2 separate regions of the Mus musculus genome follow, and region 2 is linked to region 1. A link is a loop called in an ENCODE intact Hi-C map of the cell type or tissue named here. Cell type or tissue: left cerebral cortex. All regions are shown on one strand. Region 1 overlaps Ints10 (integrator complex subunit 10). Region 2 overlaps Atp6v1b2 (ATPase, H+ transporting, lysosomal V1 subunit B2).

What was found. A loop is a pair of places that touch in the nucleus more often than their neighbours do. Peaks named below come from ENCODE experiments on the same cell type or tissue, not always from the same donor. Only the 100,000 strongest peaks of a DNase experiment are listed, where the experiment ranks them.
Region 2: a loop joins it to region 1, with 5 times the contacts of the local background. A loop is called at or near these places in 4 of 42 quality-filtered maps.

Annotation. Positions count from the first base shown.
Region 1 is chr8:68,798,673-68,806,672 of GRCm38, forward strand. Ints10 (integrator complex subunit 10) reads left to right here. Exons shown (of 17, transcript NM_027590.4): 5 at 3,644-3,725; 6 at 4,211-4,351; 7 at 6,142-6,313. It also overlaps the pseudogene Gm15549. Among named protein-coding and RNA genes, the nearest start is that of Ints10, 8.7 kb to the left of the region's middle. In left cerebral cortex, no CTCF peak of the experiment used is centred here; no DNase peak of the experiment used is centred here.
Region 2 is chr8:69,100,708-69,108,707 of GRCm38, forward strand. It overlaps Atp6v1b2 (ATPase, H+ transporting, lysosomal V1 subunit B2), which reads left to right. Exons shown (of 14, transcript NM_007509.3): 3 at 658-756; 4 at 1,229-1,322; 5 at 1,457-1,534; 6 at 1,744-1,883; 7 at 2,055-2,156; 8 at 2,673-2,770; 9 at 2,938-3,061; 10 at 5,102-5,252; 11 at 6,875-6,957; 12 at 7,576-7,680. Among named protein-coding and RNA genes, the nearest start is that of Slc18a1, 15 kb to the left of the region's middle. In left cerebral cortex, a CTCF peak has its summit at 6,596 (motif pointing left); a DNase peak (open chromatin) is centred at 3,632.

The DNA of each region.
Region 1 (8,000 bases):
TCATTGAGTAAGCACCATCATGGAACTCAGTCATTCTGGATGAAATATAAGCTCTACCTTTATTGCTCAGAGAACGAAAAACTTCTTCCTTTTTATTGAGTATGAAAAAGCCCTGTAACCTTGTCAATTAAAAAAAAAAAAAGCTTCAGTTAAGAAAAAACTGTCTTTTTTTTCCTCTGGTACACCACCAACTGGCTGTCACCCCACCAGTAAGGTGTTACTGGTATTGTAAGAACAAGCCATACCCAAAGTCTCATTTCTTTGTGGTGTCCCTGATGCTAAGATCCGCATCTTTGACTTGGGATAGAAGAAAGCGAAAGTTGATGAATTCCCACTTTGTGGCCATATGGAGTCAGATGAATAAGAACAGCTCTCTTCTGAAGCACTAGAGGCTGCCCGTATTTGTGCCAACAGATACATGCTAAAGAGTTGCGGCAAGGATGGCTTTCAGATCCGAGTGAGGCTCCACCCTTTCCATGTCATCCGTATCAACAAGATGTCCAGTGCTGGGGCTGACAGGCTCCGGGTATGCATGGTGCCTATGGGAAGCCCCAGGGCAGAGTGGCCAGGGTTCACATGGCCAGGTCATCGTGTCCATCCACACCAAGCTGCAGGATAAGGAACGTGAGGCTCTCTGCAGAGCCAAGTTCAAGCTCTCCAGCCAGCAGAAGTCCACATCTCTAAGAAGCGAGGCTTCACCAGGGTTAATGCAGATGAATGTGAAGGTGTGGTTGCTGAGAAGCAGCCCATACCTGATGGCTGTGGTGTCAAATATATCCCCAGTTGTGGTTCCCAGAACAAGTGGAGAGAGCGCACTGCATTCCTGAAGGCTTCCACAGTGTTCTCCTATACCCCACCAAATCATGTTCAATAATAAATCTCACATCCAGTCTGCTTTAAAAAAGAGAGAAAAAAGAAGCCTGCCTCGTGGTAAGAAGAAGCCTGCCTGCTCTCTCTGCTCTGCTCTCCTCTTACTGGCATTGTTCCTCGTTCTTGTACTTTTTTAGGATACGCGATCACATGGTCTGCTAAGCATCTTTTCTCAAAAGTTCAAATATAAATTCAAATCTTAAATTGAAAAGAAGTTACAACAGAACGGTTTACATGTGTTTCTGTTAAGACTAGTTATTTAATTAAACATTGATTATCTGTCACTAGCTCCCACAGGTTCATTAGGAGTCTAAAACAATAATTCTTAGGTCTTAAGTTAGCACAGTTTTGTCAAGAGGCAAATCATCTGCCTTGTTTCTGATTCGTATTGAAGTTTATATAGAAAAAGCTAGTCAATATTTTATCTTCTGTCCTTGCACCTACAATCAATTATCCATTCCCAGTTTACGACCTCAGTTATAAAATAATGGTTTCACAACCAACCCAGAAGGAATGTTTTCCCTGATCATGAATTTGCTCAAGCCTGCTTTCTATCCTAGTACAATTAGCCCATGATACAGGACGGTTTACAGAGCCTTAATTGCAGCCTTTTGTATAGAGAGCTCAAAATTACCGGTATATATTTAGGAATTCTATAGAATCCTTATTAAGAATTATGAAATCATCAATTTGCCTGTTCAGCATTGTTACAAGAGAGTACATCTTTGTTGATCTGCAGAAAATCTGCCCAGTAGGGTGGGCTAATGCCTAGGAATTATTAGACTAATTTAATAATGACCAGAAAGGGCATAACAGCAATAAGAATCAATCCAGAGATGAGATTTCTGAAGACCTTGCAATTCAGAATTTACCCATCACAGACCATGCAAAAACGGTGGACCATCTGCAGAAAAGTCAACTGCTAGCTTTTGCCTCTCCTAGATGGCTCCTGACACACAGCCTTATCAGCCTAAGGAATAGTCCCCAAGTGTCAACAGTAGTATTCACTGGCAATCTGAATAGTAGAAAGTCACTTATTTCCATTGGGTTTGACAATGTGTTAGCATTTAAGTGAGAGTCAGAGCACTGGCCAGATGGATCAGTGGGTAAAAATGCTGCCAAGCCTGACAAGCTGAGTCCCACCCCTAGGTCCCTCATGGTGGAAGAAGGAAACTGATTACAGCAAGTTGTCTTTTGATCTCTACCTTAGTGCCATGATGGTGCATTTGCTACCCCAGACCCATAAATAAGTGAATTTGAAATAAATAGGAGTCATAGTTTATATTTTCAAGTGTTCCTGCACTTCGAGCCTGTTGGCTCATCTAGTCTGGCACTTCCCTAGTTCTAGGATGCGTAGTGAGTGCTGCTGGCAAACGTTGGTGGGTTGGTGTTACTTACCCCAAAGAAACTTAGTTCTAAATGTTACTAACTTCCTGTAACCCATGGGTCGTCACAGCTCAAACCATTCATTCCTTTTATTCAAAGTCTGTTGTTGGCTTTTCCCCTGTCATTTTTCTAGTGCCTGGCCTAGTTAACTTTTTCCATATTTCCTTGACTAGCTTTCTATGTCTGCCATTATAGCACACCAGAAGTGGGGTATTTTTTCACAATTCTGAAAGCTGCAATCAATCCTAAAGGAAGGTGTTGGTATTCCCCCTAAAGGCTCCAGGAGATATTCTTCCAGCGGTGTCAGTTATTAGCTGTTTCACTCCAGTTCTTGGCTCAGTTGTTACCTGGTCCTTCCTCTGTGTATCTCTCTCTTTCCTTGGCATTCTTTAGGATGCCAGTCACTACGTTTTGGCTATTCCAAAATGACCTCATTTTAACTAACTTTATCTACATAGAGTGCTTTTCCCTGAAGATGAGCTATGCAGTCATGAAGCCCATAATGTGATTTTGGTCAGTAATGGTTTATGTACATGACAGTGGTCCTGTGAAATTAAACCGTCCGGGGACAGTATGGTTTGTGATGTATACTCTGTGAATGAATTGCCTAATGATGCATTTCCTAGGCCATACCCCTATTGTAAGCCACACGTGGCTATACACAGACATATATATACACATACATGCATACACACACACACTCACACACATATTATACATACATATATACAGAATATATGTATTCTTAGGTCCTCGGTGGATATGAGTTTGGAGGACACAACTCGGACCATACATTCTTTGATCATTGCAGTGGCTTTTAACTTTGTAAGTCATGTGATCTTTTGCACTGTTTCGCTCTCACCTCGGAGATCTCTACAGTACTGCAAAGAGAATGAATTGAACATTTGGGTGCATTTTGATAGGAGACTTTCTGCTGTGCTAGGACACCTATGAGAGGAAGGTGGTCTGAAAACCCAAGACATTTTGTCCAGTATTTCACATACTGGTGGTCTTCTGGGGTCTCCGAGAGTAAGCATTGTTAGTCTTGTGTGTCTTGACAGTGTAAAGTTGGTTTCTAGTTTCTTAGAAAATCTCTCCAGCTATCATTATCTGCTTTCCCTCCAGTGTTATGCTGGGGTTTCCGTGGACATTTTGTTACCCCTTTAACTCTGCGAGTTCAGAGCGGAGTGAGACCAGAATGGACAGGTACTCGGTGAACCTGATCTTCCCGGCAGTGTCACTGACGTACTCTGGTGTTTCTAGTCCTTAAAGTAGAACTGTTTGTTTCTTTGAAAACTCTATGTGATAAATAAGAGAATACTGCTGCTGCCCATAATTCTGACATCTTGCACTGCACACATTTAAATGATATTTTATTCTGAAACAGGTTGGCCTCGGGGAGGCCCTGCTGGAAGCTGAAACCATTGAAGAACAAGACTCTCCTGTTAACTGCTTTAGAAAGCTATTTGGTAAGAAACGTTGAATTTTTATTGTTTTTTTTTTTGGGGGGGGGTAAGTGGAATACCTAGAATTGTCATTTCAGGAGTTATGTCACATATACAGCAAATGAGCTCTTTGTCATAAAATTTAATCTTGCTTTTATATTCTCAAGCTGCAAAGCATTTTAAACAACTCTTAGTTGAGTTATTTAACATGCCAAATCTCTGATAGCATGTGTATAGCATATGTGTACATATGAAGCCTAGTCATGGACACTTGTGCCTCCTCACAGGGCCAGTGGCAGATCTGTCCGTGGTGTCAGATCCACAGGCGTTTGTGTTCCTTCCTGCTCCCTCCACTGATGTCTGTTTGTACAGCTGATTTAAACAGTTGTGCCACAAGTGAATTCCCCTGTATGTTTTAGACACTAGGTTCAGTGAACAGGAAAATGGATTAGTTTCTGTCTGAACTCTAGTGTAAACAGCCTGATGAGTCCATTTCCTCCTTCCAACAGTTTGTGATGTCCTTCCTCTAATAATCAACAACCATGATGTCCGCTTGCCCGCCAATCTCTTATATAAATACTTGAACAAAGCAGCTGAATTTTACATCAACTATGTCACTCGGTCCACACAGTCAGAAAATCAGCATCAAGGTAGGTGCAAGCTTAGACTGGCTTTGCTAAAGTCATTTAGAAGGCCCACTGATTGTCACTCTCTGGATATGTACTTGTTTGGTAGTTTTTCTAAAAGGTGACTCTAGGGAAAAAAGTATGTAATAATTAAGAGCTGATATTTTTCCTACTTGACTGAAATAGTCTGGTTGCTAAGCATCACACAGGTGCCATAGTTCAGAAGCCACTTCCTGCTTTGACCAGCCACTACAGTCATCCCACACGTGTGCTGTTAGCGATTTACTGTATGAACAGCATAGGTATACCAAGCTAGATGGTATAGCCCACTATGCCATGGGCTAATTCTATGTGGAATAGCTTACTGCCTCTAAGGTACAGACCAGTACAGTTACTGTACTGAATACTGTAGACAACAGTGGCACGTGGTGTTTGTGTATCTCAGCATTCCTAAATATGGAGAACTCCTAATTGAACATTGTATGTAAGAGACGATCCAGCTGATTGTGGCACTTGCCATAGGTGGAGCTTGCAGGACTGAAAGTTAACTGGGTGTGGCAGGGTTCAGGGGAATTGAAGGCCTCATTTCACTGCATGCAGCTGTGGACTTATAAACTCAGCCTATGCAAAATTTATTAAAAGTTTTTTGGCTTTTTTTTTTTCGGTTTTTCGAGACAGTTTCTCTGTGTAGCCCTGGCTGTCCTGGAACTCACTTTGTAGACCAGGCTGGCCTCGAACTTAGAAATCTGCCTGCCTCTGCCTCCCAAGTGCTGGGATAAAGGCATGCATAAAAGTTTTGTCTTTCTTTACTAATAAATTACTATTATAACTTTAAAGTTTTTTATTTAAAAAAACCTTTTGACTCTTTTTAATACTTAAACACATTGCTTAGCTGGACAAATAGTTTCTTTGGGACTTTATAACTTTTTCACCAGGATATTTTTTTTTTATGTTTTAAACTTTAGGATTGGAGGGTCAGATGTGGGGAGGAATGGGAAGGGGAAATTATATAATTATATTTTAATTAAAATGTTATGAATTGAGAAAAATAAAGCTTTCTAACACAAAAAAGAAGGGACAAAAAGAGAGAGAACCACCCAAAACTATACCCCTCAGTGAGCAGCCATTAAAACAACAAAGGCAGGAGTGTTCAGTGATAGGCTGCTGACCTATCTTCCACCCCAGGTCCATCATTAGCCCTGAGGAGATCCTGGGAGAAGGACCTGTGGGCGGGCTCCTTGGGGAACTGTCACTTTTGCAGGACTGTGCCACTTGGGCTTTGCTTGGTCATTATTAGTTTGTTTGTTTGGTTGTTTTTTATAATCTCAGATTTCCCTCTAAGCAGTGTGCTCTGCTCTGTGAGGACCTTTGGGTGTCAGTGTCGGTTTCCAGACTTTGTGGGGAGCTGTGACGTGCCCTGGGGTCCTTCAGCTGCTTCGGCTCCTCCTCTCTTGCCTCTTTTCTAGCTCTTTGCTCCTGGGTAATCAGTGCTTCTCAGTTCCAGCATCATCTTTGAGGAGACGCCCTTTAGGGCGCTGTGCTGCTGATGTGTCAGGGTCAGTGGTCAGTCATCCGTTTGAGTGAAGATTTAGATCTTCCTCGTCTCTATCCAGTGCCGCATAATTAAGTAGTAATAATTGTAGCTTATGGGGTTTTTGTTTTAATTTTTTTTCTATCCCTATGAGCTTCCCCGCCCCCACTGTGATGTACAGTACTTTTGTCTTGTGAATGAAGAGTCAGATTTTTTTTCTCTGTCAAGTACCATATAAATAAGTAGTGATACTAATTGTGGGTTATTTTCTCTCACACGTCAGGTGCACAGGATACATCTGATTTAATGTCGCCTAGCAAGCGTAGCTCTCAGAAGTACATAATAGAAGGACTGACTGAGAAATCATCCCACATCGTCGACCCCTGGGAGAGGTTGTTTAAGATTCTGAATGTTGTTGGAATGAGATGCGAATGGCAGATGGATAAAGGGAGACGGTAATGAAGAGTTGATTTCTAGAATTCAAAGTTTTTGGTTGTGTAGAAAACAAAACCAGTTTGTTAAAAAATCAGTGTCATGCACAGATACACTTCTTTGGGGAAGTTTTGCAAGAGAAGAGGGTAGTTTTTTTTTTTTTTTTTTGATCCAAAGATTCCTAACTGAAGGGTAAACACCTAAAATGCTATTGGATGGGGATGAGCGATTGCTCACTGGATAAAGTGCTCATCATACAAGTGTGAGGAACAAGACTAAAGCTGGGCGGGCCCAACCGCTGCCTGTAATCCCAGCGCTAAGGAGGCAAACTGGCCAGCTAGACAAGTCTCAACTGGCTTTCTCTAGCCTCAGGGAGAGCCCTTTCTCAATAAGGAGTGCAGAAAGTGACCAAGAAAGAGTTTGGACGTCAACCTCAGGTCTTCACATGCACATGCATTTACTGTACTCTCATAGCACCCACACACTGCGCCACACACACGCACGCACACACACACTGCGCCACACACACGCATCCACACACGCACACGCACGCACGCACACACACACGCACACACACACACACGCACGCACACACACGCACGCACACGCGCGCGCATACACACACACACGCACACACATGCACGCGCACACACGCACGCACACACACGCGCACACACACACACGCACACACGCGCACACACACACACACACACACACACACACACACACACACACACACGAGCACACTCATGCACACACAGACAGTGCTGGAAAGCAGACTTCAAGGCCAGGGTCTACAGAGTGAGTTTCAGGATAGCTAATGCTTTACAGAGAAACCATGACTTAAAATCATAATAATAGTAATAATAATAACAGCCAGAGAGAAACTCTGTCTAGTAGTAGTACTAGTAACAAAATAATTTTAAAAAGAGATGATGTTAAGAGCTCCATCTTGTGTGAAGTCCTGCAGAGAAGAGTTAGTTAACCTGGCAGGCTTCTGTCGTGAGATTGTCTTTGTTCGTAGCTGCAGGTCAGAAGGGGAGTCCACCCCTCATGCAAACAATAAGGAATAATTCAATATGAATAAACGTCTCAGAAGAACTTGAAGTGACTAATGCAATGATGTAAAGATGAGAAATAATAAATCCTTAGTATGGAGAAAAACTAACACTGAGCTGTTGACAGGAATGTAAATTAGTACAGCTCTTATGCAAAATAGTGGGGGGCACATAATCTGACAGTAGACCTACCTTAACTGTTGTTTCTAAAGGAAATTAGCATATCAAAGAAACATCTGCATATTTGTGTTTGTTACTGTACCGTTTGTAGTGACTATCAATCTAAATGCCCATGAGTAGATAAAATGTAAATGTGTGATATAGGTATATTACAATAATATTTAGTTATAAGACTTGATAGTACATCATTTTTGGCAAAATGGATGGGTCTAGATGACAGAAAGAAAGAAAGTCAGACACAGCAAATTCACCGTGTTCCTTCTTTTCTTTTTTTTTTGGTTTTTGTTTGTTTGTTTGTTTGTTTAGTTTGGTTGGTTATTTTTTTTTTTTTTTGAGACAGGGTTTCTTTGTATAGCCCTGGCTATCCTAGAACTCACTTTGTAGACCAGGCTGGCCTCAAACTCAGAAATTCGCCTGTCTCTGCCTCCCGACTGCTGGGATTAAAGGCGTGCACCACCACTCCCGGCACCAT
Region 2 (8,000 bases), 300 kb after region 1:
GGTTCTGTGTGTGTGTGTGTGTGTGTGTGTGTGTGTGTGTGTGTGTGTGTGTGTGTGTGTACACTAGATACTAGATATAGATAGTGAGTTTGAGGCCAGCTTGAGTTACATTACATAGTGTCTTAAAAAATGAACAGTGTAAAAAACTGGATGGGGCTGTGGGGTAGAGGAGAATCTTAGAGATATAGATTCTACATTCTTGCATAGGAGGATATATATCTGTTTAGATTAGATTGAGGGAGACCTTGCACATTATCTTAGTCTGATAATAATATTACATAATAACAATTTATCTTTCATCTCTTACATGAGGCCTGTGTGATTGCAGATAAACATAGCCCAGTGAACATCAATCTGTGAGTGCTAGAAACATTGTTGGTAACTTTATATCTTTCTGCAGTCTCTAAACCTATACACATAGAGGAAAACTATTAAATGTAATTGCTGTGCTTTTGTAGGATCATATCCTTCTCTCTGTACCTTGCACTAGTTTGCCACTTTGTACACTAGTAATATAAGTTACAGGGATCCAGATGCAACTCCCATGTATTTGTTGAAGAAAGTGCCTAGACAACAAGGCCATGGTGGAGATGCGTAGAGTAGCGTGGGTACCGTCTAGGATGCTGATTACTAATCCCTCACTGTGCTCCTGCTTAGTTTCCCAGATACGCTGAGATTGTCCACTTGACATTACCAGATGGCACAAAGAGAAGTGGGCAAGTCCTAGAAGTTAGTGGCTCCAAAGCAGTGGTTCAGGTGAGTGCCACTCAGAACCATTGAGGCATTTCCCAATCAAAGCCCATCGTTCCGTGACAGGACAGTGATGAGAAGTGCATTCACTGGCGATCGGATGCCATCAAAATGGTACCTAACTCAGCTCTTGGATTTCTTCCTTAAAATTCCTATCTTTTAATGTTATTTTATTATAGAGAAAGAGAAATTTCTCAGTATGTACCCAAAAAATATTCTAGGGCAGTAGCAGGTTAAATTTGTAAAAGTAGATGGATGGGGTTCTGGGGGTTATTGGTTTTTTGGTTTTTTTATATTTATAAGATGGCCAGAAGTCCTTAGTTTCTTTTTCCTTGTTCTTTGTTTTAAACATCCTTTTTACACATAAAGGTCCTCAGCTCCTTGGGATGTTTGACCCTGCAAGCAGGACCTTTGGTCTAGTTAGTGTCCCTGACCTAAATATCTTTTACCCTTCTACTTGATTCTCTTTTTTTGGTAGGTATTTGAAGGGACATCTGGTATAGACGCCAAGAAAACATCCTGTGAGTTTACTGGAGATATTCTCCGAACACCAGTGTCTGAGGATATGCTTGGTAAGTGACTATCACTCTTCGTTCCGTACACAGATCTGTTTCCTTTTAAACATATTTATTTAAAATCTAGAAACATACAAGCACAGATTGGGAAGTATGGGTTTACTCTGTTCTGTCTTGTTGCTGTTGTATAGGTCGAGTATTCAACGGATCAGGAAAACCCATTGACCGAGGCCCTGTGGTGCTGGCTGAAGACTTCCTTGACATCATGGGTAGGGGCAGTAGATGGGTGTCAGTGTTGGGGAAACTAACTCTGTCTACTGGCAGCCTTACCGGAGAGAGAATAGTTATGGTAACATTGAAAGGAGATAGATAAATACAGAGAAATTCTTTGTTTGAGTTCTGACCTTTTAATTATTTGTTTGTATCCATGACCAATGTGCAGACATACTAACATTTTTCCCTTTTTGGAATACATCAGGTCAGCCAATCAACCCTCAGTGTCGGATCTATCCAGAAGAGATGATTCAGACGGGCATTTCCGCCATCGATGGCATGAACAGTATTGCTAGGGGACAGAAAATCCCCATCTTTTCTGCTGCTGGATTACCACACAACGAGGTGAGGGCAGATGGACTTGTCGTGCCGTGTGTAGTCACGGGGGGAATACACACATCAGCTTACCTACCACGGACTTGATGTTTTAATTCAGGCTACTAATTAAAGTATTCAAGAGAGAAGAATAAATTACTTTGTTGTCAGGATATGATTTTTAGTTTTCATCCTTAACAGATTGCAGCTCAGATCTGTCGCCAGGCTGGTTTGGTAAAGAAATCCAAAGATGTAGTGGACTATAGTGAAGAAAATTTTGCCATTGTGTTTGCTGCTATGGGAGTAAGTATGGTATTATGTTTGGGAATAACATAAAATTAACTGTTGTTAGAAAGAGGTGATAAACTATACAAAATCAACTTTATTCTTAGATAGAAACTCTGTATCTTGGCATTTTAGCAAAACTTAGGAGTCAGATTTAGCATGTAGCTGAAACCTAATAAGACTTTGCATGCCAAAGTGCTTTACTCTGACTTGCACTTAAAAAAGAAAAAAATGGAGGCTTGAAACGTACATATGTATGTGGTTATATTAAAGGCAGGTTCATGGGGAAGCTGCCCTCTGGGAATTCACTGGCCCCAAGAATTAAGGCCAGGGGAGTCCCCATGGGGAGGGGAGGGAGAGAAAGAGGAAGGTTTGTGCACACATGCAGAGAAAGAAGAGGAGGAGGAAAGAAAAAAGAGGAAGAGAGCTTGACTGTTTAAAACAGAATAATTTAGATTTATAGCTTGGCCTTCCTCAGAAATAGATGCTGAGAATGTTCTTTTGCATTGCACTGATGACGTCACTGATACTTAGGTAAACATGGAAACAGCCCGGTTCTTTAAATCTGACTTTGAAGAAAATGGCTCAATGGACAATGTCTGCCTTTTTTTGAATCTGGCTAATGACCCAACGTAAGTAAAACTTGTTTCTCTCTGAGTTACTGCCTACAGAGGCATCTTTAAAGTAATTTTGTTTTCCTCTCCTCTGTGAACTAAGAGTGTCAAAAGGAAAATGCTGCTGTCGCAGCCTTGTTTTGGTTGTGGCTTTTGAGTGACCTGGGACGTGTGTTCCCTTTCAGCATTGAGCGGATCATCACTCCTCGCCTGGCTCTGACCACGGCCGAGTTTCTGGCATATCAGTGTGAGAAGCACGTGCTGGTGATCCTGACGGACATGAGCTCCTACGCTGAAGCGCTGCGAGAGGTAACTCTTCCCTTCTTTTTTTCCTTCTTTTCTCAAACAAAATGTGTCAAGTAGGGTCATCTTGATCTTTTGTAAGTTTCTGTTTTTCTTTAATCATAAAAGAGATAGTACAAGGCTGGGTGTGGTGGCACACGCCTTTAATCCCAGCCCTTGGGAGGCAGAGGCAGGAGGATTTCGGAGTTCGAGGACAGCCTGGTCTACAAAGTGAGTTCCAGGACAGCCAGGGCTACACAGAGAAAACCTGTCTCGGGAAAAAAACAAAACAAAACAAAACAAAACACCCAGATAGTACAATTTTTTTTGTCTCTGTCAACTTGGAAATAGTAGAGAGTGAGATTAAAATTAGTAACTGTCACTGTCTCTCTCAAGGGCTGAAGAAGTAAGAAAGCACCACAAGCGGATGGTAGTGTTTCATTCCCAAGAACTTCTGACCATACTGTGTGTTAACCCTGTGTACATTTGTGTGTGTGTGTGTGTGTGTGTGTGTGTGTGTGTGTGTGTGTGTGTGTGTGTTTATGTGCTCACGGAGGCCAGAAGGGGGCACCGATTGCCTGGAAGTGGGTGGCTGTGAGGATCCCAGTGTGGGTGCTTGAAACCAAACCCAGGAACTCAGCCAACACTCTTAGCCTGCTAAGCCTGTTAACTCTTGAGTGCACAAAAAGACTGAGGAAACCTGCTCTCTAATGACCTGTATTTTAAAGTCCCCAAGATCATTACCACATTGTCACAGTGTTTACGTTGACTCTGAAAGACTGGAGTCTTGTCTTCATTGAAGCAGATCCATACCTTTGTTAACGAAAAAAAATGAGCTAAGAGAAAGATTTTTGTTTGTTGGGATCAAAGGCGTGCGCCACCACTCCTGGCAAACCTAGGTTTACTTCATGTTAGATTCATTAGCATCCAAGTGTTCTTAGAGATTGCTATGACAGTTCTATTGTGCATCGATGAACACAGGTCTGTGGCTCACACTTTGAGTAGCAGTGCAAGAATCCTACATTGGCAATCCTCTTAGGTTCTTGTGATGGTAGAGCTATGCAAGTACCTATTCTTCTATGCATGTCTCTGAGGAAGACCTTTAATTATATTTTGTGTGGTGGGGTAGAGTCCTGGCTCTCTGATCAGGTGCGTATGTAGCCCAGGCTGGCCTTGAAATCTTACTGTGTAGCTGAGATTGACCTTAAACTTCTATCTCCTGCCTCTCCGAAGTGTTGGGATTCTCAGTCTATGCCGCTGGGTTCTGCCTCTTTGCTCTTGGGAAGCTTACCTGAGGCTCGGTTCTGGCTGCAAATTTTAGATAAACTTTCTTGTTTGGCTGTTGTGAAGATCTGACTGACTGATGTGTGAGTGTAACAAGTGATGGGTTTTTGGTTTGTGCTCCTCATTTTGACCTTATTGGGACTGTTTTACGTAAAAATGGATTGATTTGCAACATGACATAGTTAATGAATTGAAAATTTAGGCTTTGGAATTAACTCTACTTGACTGGGTCTCAGTGTGGTCCAAGCTATCTTTGAACTTCTGTTGAGACCTTGAGGCTTCCCAGGCTACATGTACACCGACTTAGCCACAAGTTCATGTTTAAGACCTCCTGCCTTAGCCTTCCCATGCTGGGATTACAGGTGTATACCACCATACCCAACTAAATTACTTTCACAGAATTTATTTATCCATAGTATTTATTATTGTCGCCCATTTTTATTTTACTTATTCACTTATTTATTTTTAAACACAGAAGTAAGCCTTATAAAAAGAGCAGAATGTTTTTGTGTCCCTAAACTTCAAAGATTACTACCCATTCAGAGCTGAGAAATGTATACTCCTTAGCAAACTTAAAATCGCGGAAATGACCATATGAATAGAATCTGAGAGTAGCACCAACGCTTCCAGCCCCAACTGAATTTCTGATTCATTTTCATTTTCAGCATTCTTGCTTTACAAATGTCTAAGTTAACACTTTGTTGGACATATTCAAACAGACCTTCTAACCAGACCTTTTCTTACTCTGACATGTCATGACACTCTTCTTTGATTTGTTATCAGGTTTCAGCTGCCAGGGAAGAGGTCCCTGGTCGGCGAGGCTTCCCAGGCTACATGTATACCGACTTAGCCACAATCTATGAACGTGCCGGTCGAGTGGAAGGTAGAAACGGCTCTATTACCCAAATCCCTATTCTCACCATGCCCAATGACGGTAAGTTTGCATCTTTGATTGCTCTAGACTTAATTATTGTAAGGGCTTCTTATTTGTGAGAATGTGTATGTATGTGTTAATATTTATTCATGTGTATGGGGGCAGGGGGAGTGCTTTCCACAGTGTCAGAGAACAACTTGACCAGAGTTCATTCTCTCCTAATATGTAGGACCTAGGGAACCCAGGTCATCGGGCCTGGTGCCAAGTGCCTTTTCCAGCTCGTTAGCCCTGGTAGGGCAGAAGTCAGCTGTCTGCCTTTTTGAGTTACAATCCTTTTGAGAGCTTGACCTCAAAGTTTAACCTTAAATAGATACTTATACCCAAATGCCATTTTCAGTTAAAGATTATTTCTAATTGTCCTTACCACTGTTTGTAAGAAAAGCAATTTTCTTTGTAACTTGAATTTTAAATTTTCATTTATGAGTATTAATTGAATGGCTGCTATTTTCAGAGCACTATTTTAGTTATGAAGAATTTGTTTCTACTTAATGTAAGCTACTTGGATTTTCTTGCCAGTCCTTCAGAGTTATAGTAAATAGTTAAACTTGCAGTGAAGAGTATAGATGTAAAGGCCCCAGACTTCTGAGATATTTAACTTGAGTAGGAAGCAGCTTGCTTTTCCTGGGCCTGTGTAAGGAAGGCCTCAGTGCAGCAAGGCTGCGTGTGCTCAGTGTGGGGCTCTGCTGAATGCCTGGCAGAGGTGCTGAGGCACAGGGAAGTAGAGTGGTCTCTTAGGTTCAGAAGTCAGTTGTGCTGCATGACCTGTTTGAGAAGGGCAGACACAGAGCAGCGGTCTGCATCCACAGGTACTTCATAGTGTGCAACACATGTTGGAGTTACTGTAACTAAACAAATGAAATGGCCATTTAATATGATAGCTGCGAGGCACATTGCCCTATATTTAAAATCAAGTTGATTAAAATGAAATTTGAAATTCAGTCCTTCAGTTTCATTAGCCACGCTCAGGTGCTCAGCAGCCATGTTTAGCAAATGCTGCTCTGTCCTGCTTCCATATCTATTGCTGTGACAGAACACCCTGACAGAGAAAGGGGTATATTTCAGTTTATAATTCCAGATTACAGTCTGTCATTGTAAGAAAGTGGAGGCAGGAGTTAAACAGTTAGTCACGTCACACCGTGGTTAAGCAGAGGAATTCGAAGCTCAGTGTCTTCATTGCCTCACACGCAGGTCAGCACACCTCGCCTACAGAGTGCTTTCATCCTCATCCTGGGCTGGAGAGAGGGCTCAGCAGTTAAGAGCACTGACTGCTCTTCCAGAGGTCCTGAGTTCAAATCCCAGCAACCACAGGGTGGTTCACAACCATCTATAAGGGAATATGATGCCCTCTTCTGGCCCGTGAGTGTATATGCAACAGAGCACTCATACATTAAATAAATAAAACTTAAAAAAAAAAAAAAAAAAAAAGATAATTCCCTACAGATATGCTTGCAGACCAAACCAACCAAGACACTTTTCCTGGGTTGTATTCAGCTGACAACATTAACAATCACACACTATATACATCACAGCACAAATACATCACTGCAGAAAATGGTTCTCTATAGCGCTTCACAAACAGGTGAGAGAGATGTACTTTAATGCCTTATGTCTTCCTCTGGCAGATATCACTCATCCCATCCCTGACTTGACTGGGTACATTACTGAGGGCCAGATCTATGTGGACAGACAGCTGCACAACAGACAGGTATTGACTCTTGGACAGTGCTGGGGGCATGAAGCTACTCGTCACTTTCTGCTGATTTAGTTTGCTCTTTGGAACTGTTTTCTCCTAGTAAGCAGAGTAAGAATTAAAAATCACTATTTTTATTTATTTGCCTTTAAATGGCATCAGTTGTCTCAAGGAACTTTTTTTGGGGGGTAGGGGCAGGGAATTCTATGCTAGAAGTGCTACTATATGGCATGATCTGAAAAAAAAACATGATTTTTGTTGGCTTTGCATCAGATTTCTAAGATCATCTTTTAGGGGAAATTATTATAATCTTTTCATTTTGCTTATAAGATTTTTGAGTCCATGCAGGAGACTGCTTAGGTAGATACTTTGGTAGTCTAGGCAGTTGAAACTAGATTTCCAGAACAATGCTGTGCTTTCTCTATTCCACTGTATTAGATCTAATTCTCAAAAGAAATACTGTGTCCCAGGCATTTGTCACTACTGTTTCCTAGAAGATAAGGTCCCAGGCCTCACCTAGGGAAACAGTGCCTGTAAATGTGTGTACGATAGGAGAGACACGGGTGACTTTAATGTTTCTGTACAGTGAAGCCTGACGTTCACAGAGGCTCTTCTCTTCCTGCCTCACCCCAGATTTACCCTCCTATTAATGTGCTGCCCTCACTCTCTCGGTTAATGAAGTCAGCTATCGGAGAAGGAATGACCAGAAAGGATCACGCTGATGTGTCTAACCAGTTGGTACGTGTGCTTTTCTAAGGATGAGGTCTGAAAGATGTTTTTCTGCTGGCTTACCCATAACTCTTCTTTCTGTCACTCTTCTTTTCTTCCCATACGAGTAGAATCTCAGTACTGGTTTGGTTGGAATAACTCTCTGGAACAAAGCAGCCTGCTTTTCAAAAAAAAAAAAAAATGCTAATCAGGGTTAAAATACCAAGCTTGGGGGCTGCAGAGGTGACTCAGTGGTTAAAAGCGTTTCGTGTTTTTGCAAAAGGACCGACACGCTGGCTCACACTATTTGTAACTCCTGATCTGGAGGGACTGACATCTTCTGGCCTTGG